Regions from separate parts of the Homo sapiens genome. Here region 1 is linked to region 2. A link is an interaction called in ENCODE POLR2A ChIA-PET data of the cell type or tissue named here. Cell type or tissue: B cell. All regions are shown on one strand. Each heading gives the region's core, and the rest is flanking DNA. Links, peaks and the distances in the headings are about the cores only. Region 1 overlaps ZCCHC7 (zinc finger CCHC-type containing 7). Region 2 overlaps PAX5 (paired box 5).

What was found. Peaks named below come from ENCODE experiments on the same cell type or tissue, not always from the same donor. Only the 100,000 strongest peaks of a DNase experiment are listed, where the experiment ranks them.
Region 1: POLR2A ChIA-PET joins it to region 2 with 10 read pairs; 2 of 35 experiments call an interaction of 5 or more read pairs at or near these places.

Annotation. Positions count from the first base shown.
Region 1 is chr9:37,283,920-37,289,301 of GRCh38, forward strand. The region is part of intron 2 of ZCCHC7 (zinc finger CCHC-type containing 7); the gene reads left to right. Among named protein-coding and RNA genes, the nearest start is that of LINC01627, 110 kb to the right of the region's middle. In B cell, for the core only: no CTCF peak of the experiment used is centred there; a DNase peak (open chromatin) is centred at 312; H3K4me3 peaks cover 1,382 bases; H3K27ac peaks cover 4,665 bases.
Region 2 is chr9:36,977,534-36,982,915 of GRCh38, forward strand. The region is part of intron 5 of PAX5 (paired box 5); the gene reads right to left. Among named protein-coding and RNA genes, the nearest start is that of PAX5, 54 kb to the right of the region's middle. RefSeq lists an enhancer at 2,895-3,394. In B cell, for the core only: no CTCF peak of the experiment used is centred there; a DNase peak (open chromatin) is centred at 2,868; H3K27ac peaks cover 4,026 bases.

The DNA of each region.
Region 1 (5,382 bases), core at 114-5,113, 310 kb after region 2:
CTGAGCTGCTTATTTTTTTTTTTTAATCTATTCATTTTATACTTTCAGACAGATTTTTCCCTGGGGTGAAACAAAGGTTAACTGAAATTTCCTCTGTTGTGTACCTGAACGAATCAGCAGTTCGAGAAGGAAATCCCATTGATGGGCCAAGAGAGTGACAGGCTCTATTTAAAGAATTCCCCCGACTGTGTGGTAGACCAGCCATGCCATGAATTTAACTGTTCCTGTGGTCCCCATACTTGTACCCACCAAAAAAAAAGAGAGAGAGAGAGAAAGCGACTTTGTTCTGCAAACGTTGGCCTAAGCTTTGAAAACCATGAGCCATTGAGTTTTGTGAATTCAAGTTAGACAGTAACAGAGGCCAAGACTCTAAGCGAACAATATCTGAAAAGGAAGTACACAAAAACAGGTAGAAACTGTTTAACTGTTTTATTTCTCTGTGTATATACATATTTATGTGTGTTTATACACACAAAAAAATACCTTTTTTGCATTTTATGTAGCCAGTCCTAATTACATTTGATCAATAGTGTTTGTTAAATTTTTTTAAATATGTAACAAATATGAAGGTTTTTCTTGTTTTTACAGCTTTTTTGCTCCATAAAAGTATCCTGGTTTTTATCAGGACATATTATATGTATTGGAAATGAAAGTCAGCACGGTGTGAGTTTAAATGGTTAAAAAAAAAATGGATTTTTATATTACCTCTGCAGGAGCTTCTGTTAGGACCAGCTCATGTATTTTGTATTTTTTCTGTATAAGGGAAACTGCTTTAAATATGAAAAGATGGTATCTTAAGTTGGATTAAACATCCGTAATTCATGTGTATTTAACCTCAGGACTTGTGAGCCTTGTTGAAAAATCCAGCTTTAAACCTTCCCTGTAGGCCTCAATAGTGCATACTGCATTGGGATTATAAATAGTCAGTCTGTTTCTGGAGTGTAGGTTAGTATGTATTCCCAGGAGGCATGAACTATTTACATTTCTAACAAATGTTTCACATATGTTGCTGATTCATATTTCTATGTACAAATTTAGGCTTTAATTTTTTTAATTTCCTTTTTTATTAGAAGTTTTGTTATAAAAAGTTTCTTAAGTGTTTCATTCTTTCTAGCATGGGTGGCTTAAGGAGATTGGAGGGGAGCGTTTCATTTATTTATATAGAGATTTTGATGTTTTGAAAGACAATAGAATTAATAGAGAAAATTGTCCAGATATCCAGCGCTTGGATTTTTGTTTGAGAAGTTTGAGGAAGCAGATGCCATTTGAGTTGGTTTCTATGGAAAAATTTATCTTAGAGATGATGTAGGGCTATATTTATGTTCACAAATGAGAAATTGAAGCTGAGAGAAAGAGAAAATGTTTAATACATAATTACTCAATATGTCTTGGAAGAACCTAGGTTTTTATTCATACCTGGTGTTTCTTTATAAACTGCCTCTCTTTTATCTTGAGATGGTATTTTCGAAATTATTTCTCTTTCTCATTTTCTTCTACCATTTCCTGACATTTTCTTGTCTTTTGTTCTATTCTTCTTCGTCTCTTATTTTTCTATATTGGTTGTACTGTAAATAGGTTGCTAGCAACACACCTTAGGAGCAGGCTTTTGGGGAATGGGTCTAAGTATTCCATTTGGCCTATAATAGGCTATATTGTTGTTTTGGAATATAATTTTGAAAAAATCAAATTTATATTTATCCTGCTAGTTGATCAAGCTATAAATCAATCAATACTTACTAGTTGCTGCTTATATAAATAGAAGAGTTAACCAGTGACTCAGACAGATGACAATTGACTATTAAAGATTTTTTTAAATTGGCATATGTTTAGGAAAATCACTTGTTTCTTCAAAATTTATTCATTAAGCAGTATTTTTTGAGCACTTACTATGTGACAAACACCACACAGGTGATAGAGATACAACAGAGAGGAAGATGGAACTGGTTCCTGTCTCCTTACATCCTGGTGTAATTATATAATAAAAGTTAACCACAAGTAGAAACTTGGGGCATTATTTTTGTAAAATCTCAGTCAAGTTTCTCTCTACATAGAAGACTAGTATAACTTCAGATACCATCATTCATATCCATATCAGAATATAGTCCTATGTTAAAAGTAGAAAGATGCAATTTTAAACATGTTTTCCCATTAGTAATTGTCATGTGGTACATGATGAAATGAAATTGTTGAAATGAGTACCAGTAATTTTATTATTAGAGAAAGTCAGAACACTATTAATAAAATAATTTAGGGAGATTATATAGCATATTGGTTAAGAGCATGGTTTGGATGTAAACATGGGTTTGAGCCCTCTAGTCTGCCACTGAGAAGATTTTTGGTATTAAATCAATTATTATTCATATTTTTATGAATTCATAAACCTCACCTGTTCTCATCTGTGAAATAAAATTGTAATACCTACCTTTATAAGATTGTTATGAGAGTTAAATTAGAAATACAGGCTGGGCATAGTGGCTTATGCCTATAATTCCAGCACTTTGGGAGGCCAGGGTGGATCACTTGAAATCAGGAGCTTGAGACCAGCCTGGGCAACATGGTGGAACCCCATCTCTACTAAAAACACAAAAATTAGCTAGGTGTGCTTGAATTCTCAGCTACTCGGGAGGCCAAGGCACAAGAATTTGCTTGAGTCCGGGAGTCTGAGGCTGCAGTGAGCCAAGATCACACCACTACACTCCAGCCTAGGCAAATGAGTGAGACCCTGTCTCAAAAAAAAAGAAAGAAGGAAAGAAAAGAAAAATACATAAATGTTTAACTTAGTACCTGGCACAGAATAAGCTCTTTATATGTATTAGCTGTTTTTATGTCCTATATTCTTTTTTTATTAATTTAATCTTGATTCTCTTTTTCCCTCCCTCCCTCCCCCCCGTTCCCGCCCTCCCTCCCTGCTTCCCTCGGTCCCTCCCTCCCCCTTCCCTCCCTCCCTCCCCCCCTCCCCCTTCCCTCCCTCCCTCCCCCTCCCCCTTCCCTCCCTCCCTCCCCTCCCACCTCCCTCCCTCCCTCCCCCCTTCCCTCCCTCCCTCCCCCTCCCCCCTCCCTCCCTCCCTCCCTCCCCCCTCCTTCCCTCCCTCCCTCCCTCCCTCCCTTCCTTCCTCTCTGCTGTTGTTGAAACAGAGCCTCTCTCTTTCATCCAGGCTGAAGTGCAGTGGTGTAATTACTGCCCACTGCAACCTCTGCCTCCCGGGCTCTAGCAGTCCTACTGCCTCAGCCTCCCAAGTAGCTAGGACTACAGGCATGAGCCACCATGCCCAGCCATGATTTTCTTTCTCTAGAAAAGTCTGTTAGTGGGGATTTGAACATTCTTTTTGTATTATACATATTTTCTTTGAGGTGTCATACATTAAAATCAATTTCTTCAAAAATCAGGATGAGCATTTGTACAAAAGTATACAGTCAACTAGGATGAGGTTTTTTAAAAGTTGTTTTCCTTTTAACATAAAGTTGTATGTAATAATTTCCAATCCCTCGTGCCTTCTTGCTTCCTTTCTGGCAATCTCAACTTCAAATCAGTAATACTTATTATAGGTACATTGGTACCTATAATAACAAAGCGACTTTGTTCTGCAAACGTTGGCCTAAGCTTTGAAAACCATGAGCCATTGAGTTTTATGAATTCAAGTTAGACGGTAACAGAGGCCAAGACTCTAAGCAAGCAATATCTGAAAAGGAAGTACACAAAAACAGGTAGAAACTGTTTAACTGTTTTATTTCTCTGTGTGTATACATATTTATGTGTTTTTACACACAAAAAAGTACCTTTTTTGCATTTTATGTAGCTAGTCCTAATTACTATTATATACTTATTATAGGTACATTTATGTAGCTAGTCCTAATTACATTTGATCAATGGTGTTAAATTTTTTTTAAATATGTAACAAATGTGAAGGTTTTTCTTGTTTTTACAGCTTTTTTGCTCCATAAAAGTATTCTGGTTTTTATCAGGACATATTATATGTATTAGAAATGAAAGTCAACACAGTGTGAGTTTAAATGGTTAAAAAAAAAAAACATTTAACCATTTGGACTTAAAGACCTTCTGTCAATATTCTGTCTAGAGGCTGGGTGCAGTGGCTCATGCCTGTAATCCAAGCAGTTTGGAAGGCTGAGGTAGGTGGATGGCTTGAGCCCAAAAATTTGAGACCAGCCTGGGCATCATAGCAAAACCCCATATAACACAAAAATATAAAAAATTAGCCAAGCATGGTGGTACACACCTGTGGTCCCAGCTACTCGGGAGGCTGAGGTGGGAGGATTGCTTGAGCCCAGGAGGTTGAGCCTGCAATGAGGCATGATTGCACCACTACACTCCAGCCTGGGTGACATTGTGAGACCTTGTCTCAAAAAAAAAAAAAAATCTATCTATCTATCTATATAGATAGATAGATAGATTTTTTTATAGGTAGATAGATTTTTTTTTTTTTCTGGAGCTAAATTGAAACCCAAGTAGCTTTGGGGGCTTGTTATCCATCTAATATACAAATTCTTCCTTCTATACCAAGTCATGTCTTGCCATAATAGAAGGTAGAACTTTTAAGGAGATAGGGTACCACATTATGGTGAATGAATATTTCTTTTGTGGTCAAAATCATCAAACATTTGTCTATATTTACTGCCCCTGAATTCTCTCCTTCAGTTCTCTTTTTAATCCAGCCAGGTTTTTGCATCACCATTCCATCCAAACTTCTCTTAATAGGATCACCAGTGACTTTCCTAATAAATTCAAGGGTCAGTTCTCAGTCTTTTTCTTACCTGCCCTATTGGTGGCATTTACCATAATCGATAACACCTCTTCTTTGATAGATACATTGTGTTTAGTTGGTTACGGGGCACTGACCTATTCCCCCACCAAGTTTCCTCTCACCTCACTGGTTACTCCTAAATTCTTGCTCATGTTCTATCCTTTCTCTACACTCAAACCCTTGGTACTCTCACCCAGTCCTGTTCTAAATACCATCTCCATGCCATAATTGACAAATTTTATTTCCGGTTCAGATCTGTCTCTGAAACTTAAGACTCATAATCCAGTATCCAATGGCATACTCCACATCTTCATTTGAATATTTTAATACTATTGCTAATCCAGCCTGTCCAAACTAAATTCATCTTTCCCTCAAAACATGTTCCTCTGCATTTTTTAGTTGCAGTAATTATCATTTTAGTTGCTGAGGCCAAAAACCTGGTAGTCATCTTTTACTGTGTTCTTCTTTTACTTTTTTTTTTTTTTTCTGAGGTGGAGTCTCGCTCTGTCGCCCAGGCTGGAGTGCAGTGGTGTGGTCTCGGGTCACTGCAACCTCTGCCTCCCGGGTTCAAGCAATTCTCCTGCATCAGCCTCCCAAGTAGCTGGGATTACAGGCGCCTGCC
Region 2 (5,382 bases), core at 331-5,330:
GTTTTGTTTTTGTGAGATGGAGTCTCACCCTGTCATCCAGGCTGGGGTGTGCAATGGCACCATCTTGGTTCACTGCAACCTCCACCTCCCAGGTTCAAGCGATTCTCCTGCCTCAGCCTCTCAAGTAGCTGGGACTACAGGTATGCACCACCACACCCGGCTAATTTTTTGTATTTTAAGTTGAGAAGGGGTTTCACCATGTTGGCCAGGCTGGCCTCCCAAAGTGCTGGGATTACAGGCATGAACCACCATGTCCAGCCTTACCCTAAGTCTTAAGGATGGAGTTAGCCAAAGAAATGCCCAGGGAAGAGGAATTGCATTCCAACCAGAGGGAACAGCATCTGCAACAGCCTGGAGGCACAGAAAGCATGGTGCAGGGGAACGGCTATAATTCAGCATGATTAGAATTCAGGAGTTGGAGGAGGGGAAAGGGAGTGAAGTGTGAGAGGCTCTTCCCTCTCTGTCGAGCTGTTCAGCATCACTATCCATTATCCAGAACCTAATATACACTCTGATATACAAACAGTGCAAATACATTATTGAAGCTCTCATGGTGTTGGTATGAAGAGATGGGATTTCTCTGTGCTAAAATGAATCAAGATGACCTGAAACAAGAGGCAGAAAGGAAGTAATACCTGGTGCATTGCCACAGGGCAAGTCTGTTCTCTCTAATCCATACTGTCCAAGTCCATTACCTCATACAGTAGTCCCTAATTACTCCACCTTACAGAGGGATATGCACACTAATTAGAAAGGATGTTAACCGCCATAGTGAAAATATTCTGAAGCAAATGAAATATTACTAGGAGCAAAAGGGTGATTTGTTTCTGTGAATTGTGCTTTTAAATGAGATCAAAGAATGTGAAAGGCTTCATTTTAATTATACCTGGAAGGACCTGGAAGGGATGCATACATCCCTTTTATGGCCTTCATGCACACAGCAGTCTCTCTCCCATCCCCCACTGCACAGAAATAAATAAATAAATAAATAAAAGGGTTTAAAAATCATATTTACTCTGATATCTTTGCATTACCCCTATTTGAGTTTTTAAATTACTGTCTGTATTTTTTCCCAAGGACGATATAACTAAAAAGAAGGTTCGTATTTGAAGTGTATCTATCTGATCATTGCACAAATGTTTTCAGGAGAAATCACTAAATTTCTCCAAGATGGGTATGGGTTTTGTCATAGATCAAAGTGAGAGGGAGGAAAAAAAAGATAAATCATCAGAGATCCAAAAATACTTTTCATTTGGAGAAGATATCAGGCCATTTCGATGGGGCTGATGGAGTCCCTGTTCTGTCTCCATTACCCGCAGCAGGCAGCCCCAGCCAGGAGCCAACTACCAAGATTATATTCCCCATAAGATGGTCCCCGATATCTATATATATATATGATCTTCAACCTCTATTGATTGACCAATTTCACAAGCAAAGACTGGTGAAATGAAGCTGAAATGAACATCATGCTTTAACTCATTGAACCTATCAGGCCTGAGTTAATCTCACTGTCCACTGTCTCTGATAGAATTCAATTGATCAATCATGTTTCGGTGATAGTACCATTTCACTGGCTTATTGCTTCTTCATTTCAGAGCTTGACCTGTTAGATGTACTCGGACTGGCTCGACTCCTCTTGGATACACAGAGATCAGCCTCTGTCTGCCAACGTGTGTCATCTCCTGTCCCAGTTGAAAAGAACTCAAGAGGCTTTTGTGTATGTCTGTGGTGTGTTTTTCCACCAAACACACACACAGGAATGGTGGATTTATGAGGGTGTGGAACTGAACAAGCACAAATTATAAGAAGGGCTCTTCATTATTCATGGAAGCACAATTATTTCCCTTTTATGTAGTTAAATTGACGTGTTTGGGCTCTGTACCTTATAGGGGCATATTCTTGTATTACACTGGCAAGTGTGCATGCCTAGACATCTGAAAAGGATAACAGCGACAAAATGATAACAATCGCACCCCTCAAATACATATTCCTGTGGCATATGAAACATTCATCAGCTTATCTGATTCTCCTGATAATCTCAGGAGATGGGCAGGAGATTACGATTCCCATTTTGCAGATGAGAAAATGGGCTCAGAGACGGAAAGTGGCCTGCCCAGGGTCACACAGCAGAGTTATCAGGCCAGGTGAGACTGAGAGCCCTGGTGTCTCACCTCCTCAGTGCCTTGTACCCCAGTGAGGCCAATCTCCAGGCAATTTCAGAATTACCAAGCCATTTTGGACAAATCACTTTGTCCCCAGCTCATTGGATGAAAGAAACATCCCCAAAATTCAAATCAGAGAATTCTGGAGCTTGGAGTGGATTCCAAGCCTGTCTACAGCTCCTTGTGCAGCTTGGAAACTGAGGCCCAGAAGGCAATAAACTGTTGCCCCAAATCACCAGGATACTCAGCAGCCTAACAGAGACTTGAACTTGGGTCCCAGGTTCTCAGGTCAAGACTTTTTCCACTTTCTCTCAATGCCTCCCTAATTTATGTCAAAACAATGAACTCCTATCGACAGAGAAGACTTCATTCCCTACTGTCAACATGGCCCAATGCACTGCTATGGTTCCTTCGTGGCATTTAATTTAATTTTCCCAACTCCAAGCCAAGACTATGCTTAGGGAAATCAGGAAAGCGGCTTGCACCGGTGGCTGCCTGAGGGAGGTGGCTCTTGGAGGCACAAGGCTGAGCCCAGCATGAGAGTCTCTGGAGGAGGCCAGGGCAATGACAGTCTGCAAATAAGCTTTGCATCTGCTCAGAGCTGGCAGAGTCTGCAAACACACTAATGGACTTCCCTCTGCCTGTGGGGAGTTGGGGAGAAGCCATAAATAAAGCAGGTGCCTCTGGGGGGAGCCATTGCCGAAGCCAGAGACAGGGCTGGGGATTAGGAGCTGGTTAAGGGTTGGGGGAGGGGCTTTGGGCCACCCACTGCACCGCATTGCACTGCCTCCCAGACAAAATGACAACCCACTTACCAGCAGCCCCAATCCCCACATCCCAGATTCCCCAGTCTCTGTTCCAGTCAGTCCCTTGTCTGATGATATCAATACATTCACAATTCCAGACACAGAAGGGTTGGGGGAGGAGGGTCATACAGTCTAATCTGGCCACAGTGTAGAGACCCTGTTGGAGGGAGATGAGACTGAGGCCCAGGGTCGAGTGGGAGCCCTCAGCCAGGACAGAGCTAACAGTGGGAATGGCTATCCAGAGAAGGGGGCAGGTTCGGGAGGTGATTAGGAGAGAAGGTATGCTGGAGTGAGTGACTCACTGGAGGTAGGGGAGAAAATGCACCTCTGAAGTTCCCTGTTGGAGGTTCTAGGCTGCTGTCTACTCCCACTCTGAGCAAAACCCACAGCCCCTCACAGCTTACTAGGCTTTACTGGTACTTAACTGGGTACCCCCCCAGCAATCCCACCTTTCTGACCTCGTTTCCTCCCACTCTTTCCCCGCTTATTCTGCTCCTGCCACACTCGCCTCCATAGGGTTCCACAGTCATGCCAAGCTCACCGGCCTTGGGGTCTTTGCACTTGCTGTTCCCTCTCTCCGGAAACTTCCTCCCCCAGATATCTGCCTGGCTCACTCCTCCCTCCATTAAGGCCTCTGCTCAAACGTCAGCTCATCAGTAGGACCACCCTCCAAAAACAGCAAAGCCCCCCCCCCCTCAGCCCTGCTTCATTCCCTGTCTCCTCACCTAGCTTTGTTTTCCTCCAGAGCATAGAACAGCATGCTGCTTATTTTCCTTATTTAGTTATTGTCTTTCTTCCTTAGAACGTCACTCATGTGGGCAAACATTTTTGTCTGTCTTGTTCATTGCTGTGTCCCCAGCAACTAGGACAATACCTAGCACACATAGCAGGCACACAATAAATACTTGTAGAGTGAATTTCACTGAAACTGGCAAAAAAAAAAAAACAAAAAACAGGTACAAAGGAGAAGGGAGACAGCTGCTCCGGTGTGACCTCCTACTGGGAAATAGTGGCCACACCCTCCCAGGGGACATCTGATGCTCCCCTTCCATGCCTTGCCTAAGGGAAAACAAAGGGGTCCCTAGGGAAAATCCCTGAGGGAAAACAGTGGGGTCTCCCAGGCCTTACCTACCTCTGAGACCACAGTGCCCGACACCACATCAGGAGCCAGTAAATGGATGAATGACACCCCAGGGAAGAGGCTCTGCCTTGGAAGTGTTTAAGTGACAAAAGTGGTGGAGCACAGAGAGCAAGCTCTGGCTCTGCCACTTGCCAGCTGTGTGATCTTACACTTCTCTCAACACATCTGTGCAATGGGGTCAATAAATCATGCCAGGCCTACAGCACTGGTCAGAGCAAACAAGCTGCTGGATTCCAAGTGAGAGAGTGCTGTCTGCACAGTGAGCACCTCCTAAGAGTCAATAAGGACTGAGAGTGAGGACAAGAAAACAGAAGCCATTTGCTAAATTAAAAAGAACAAGGGATGGACCCTGTGGCTCCCCACTGTAATCCCAGCACTTTGGGAGGCCGAGGCAGATGGATCACCTGAGGTCAGGAGTTCAAGAACAGCCTGGCCAACATGGCAAAACCCCACCTCTAGTAAAAATACAAAAATCAGCTAGGTGTGGTGGCACACACCTGTAGGCCCAGCTACTGGGTGGCTGAGGCAGGAGAATCGCTTGAACCCAGGAAGCAGAGGTTGCAGTGAGCCAAGATCATGCCACTGCACTCCGGCCTGGGCCACAGAGCAAGATTTCATCTCAAAAAAAATAAAAAAATAAAAATAAATAAATAAAAAATAAAAAGAACAAGATGTGTACAAAGAGGGGTACCTGGCTAAGGTGAATCCCTTGGTTCCAGCATTCATTGATCTGTTGCTGGTGCTCTGGTCCCAAGCATAGCCCTGCCAGGGAACCCAGTCTCAGCCCTCAGGGAGCCCATACTCTGTCAAGGAGAGAAGGCCTGGAGATGGACTTACAGTCCAAGCTTGTGAAAGTATCCTAAGAGAGCCCTCAACTGCAGGCAATGAAAGTCTAGAGACAGAAAGAACCTGTCCAGTGCAGGAGGATGGGGGGTCCTTCTCCTGGAAGGAGAAGGTGGCATCTGAGCCAGGATTTGGATTTGGGGGCATGAAGGAAGAGGCAAGGGGCATCCCAGACAAGGATAAGATGTGGGTGGGGCTATGCTCACTGACTGAGGCCCCTGGGAGCTTAGCACCCATGGAGCGGGGTCACGTAGCTTTCACACCTCCACATCTAAATCAGGCTATGCTTCTGTGTCTCCGGGTCAGGTTTTGCACACAATGGGTGCACAATACCTGCAGATTTTGCTTTTTCACAGACTCCACAGAACTTCCCAAAAGAAAGATACCCTAGAGAGAAACCCATTCATTCCAGTGGTTGTCGGTAAGCATG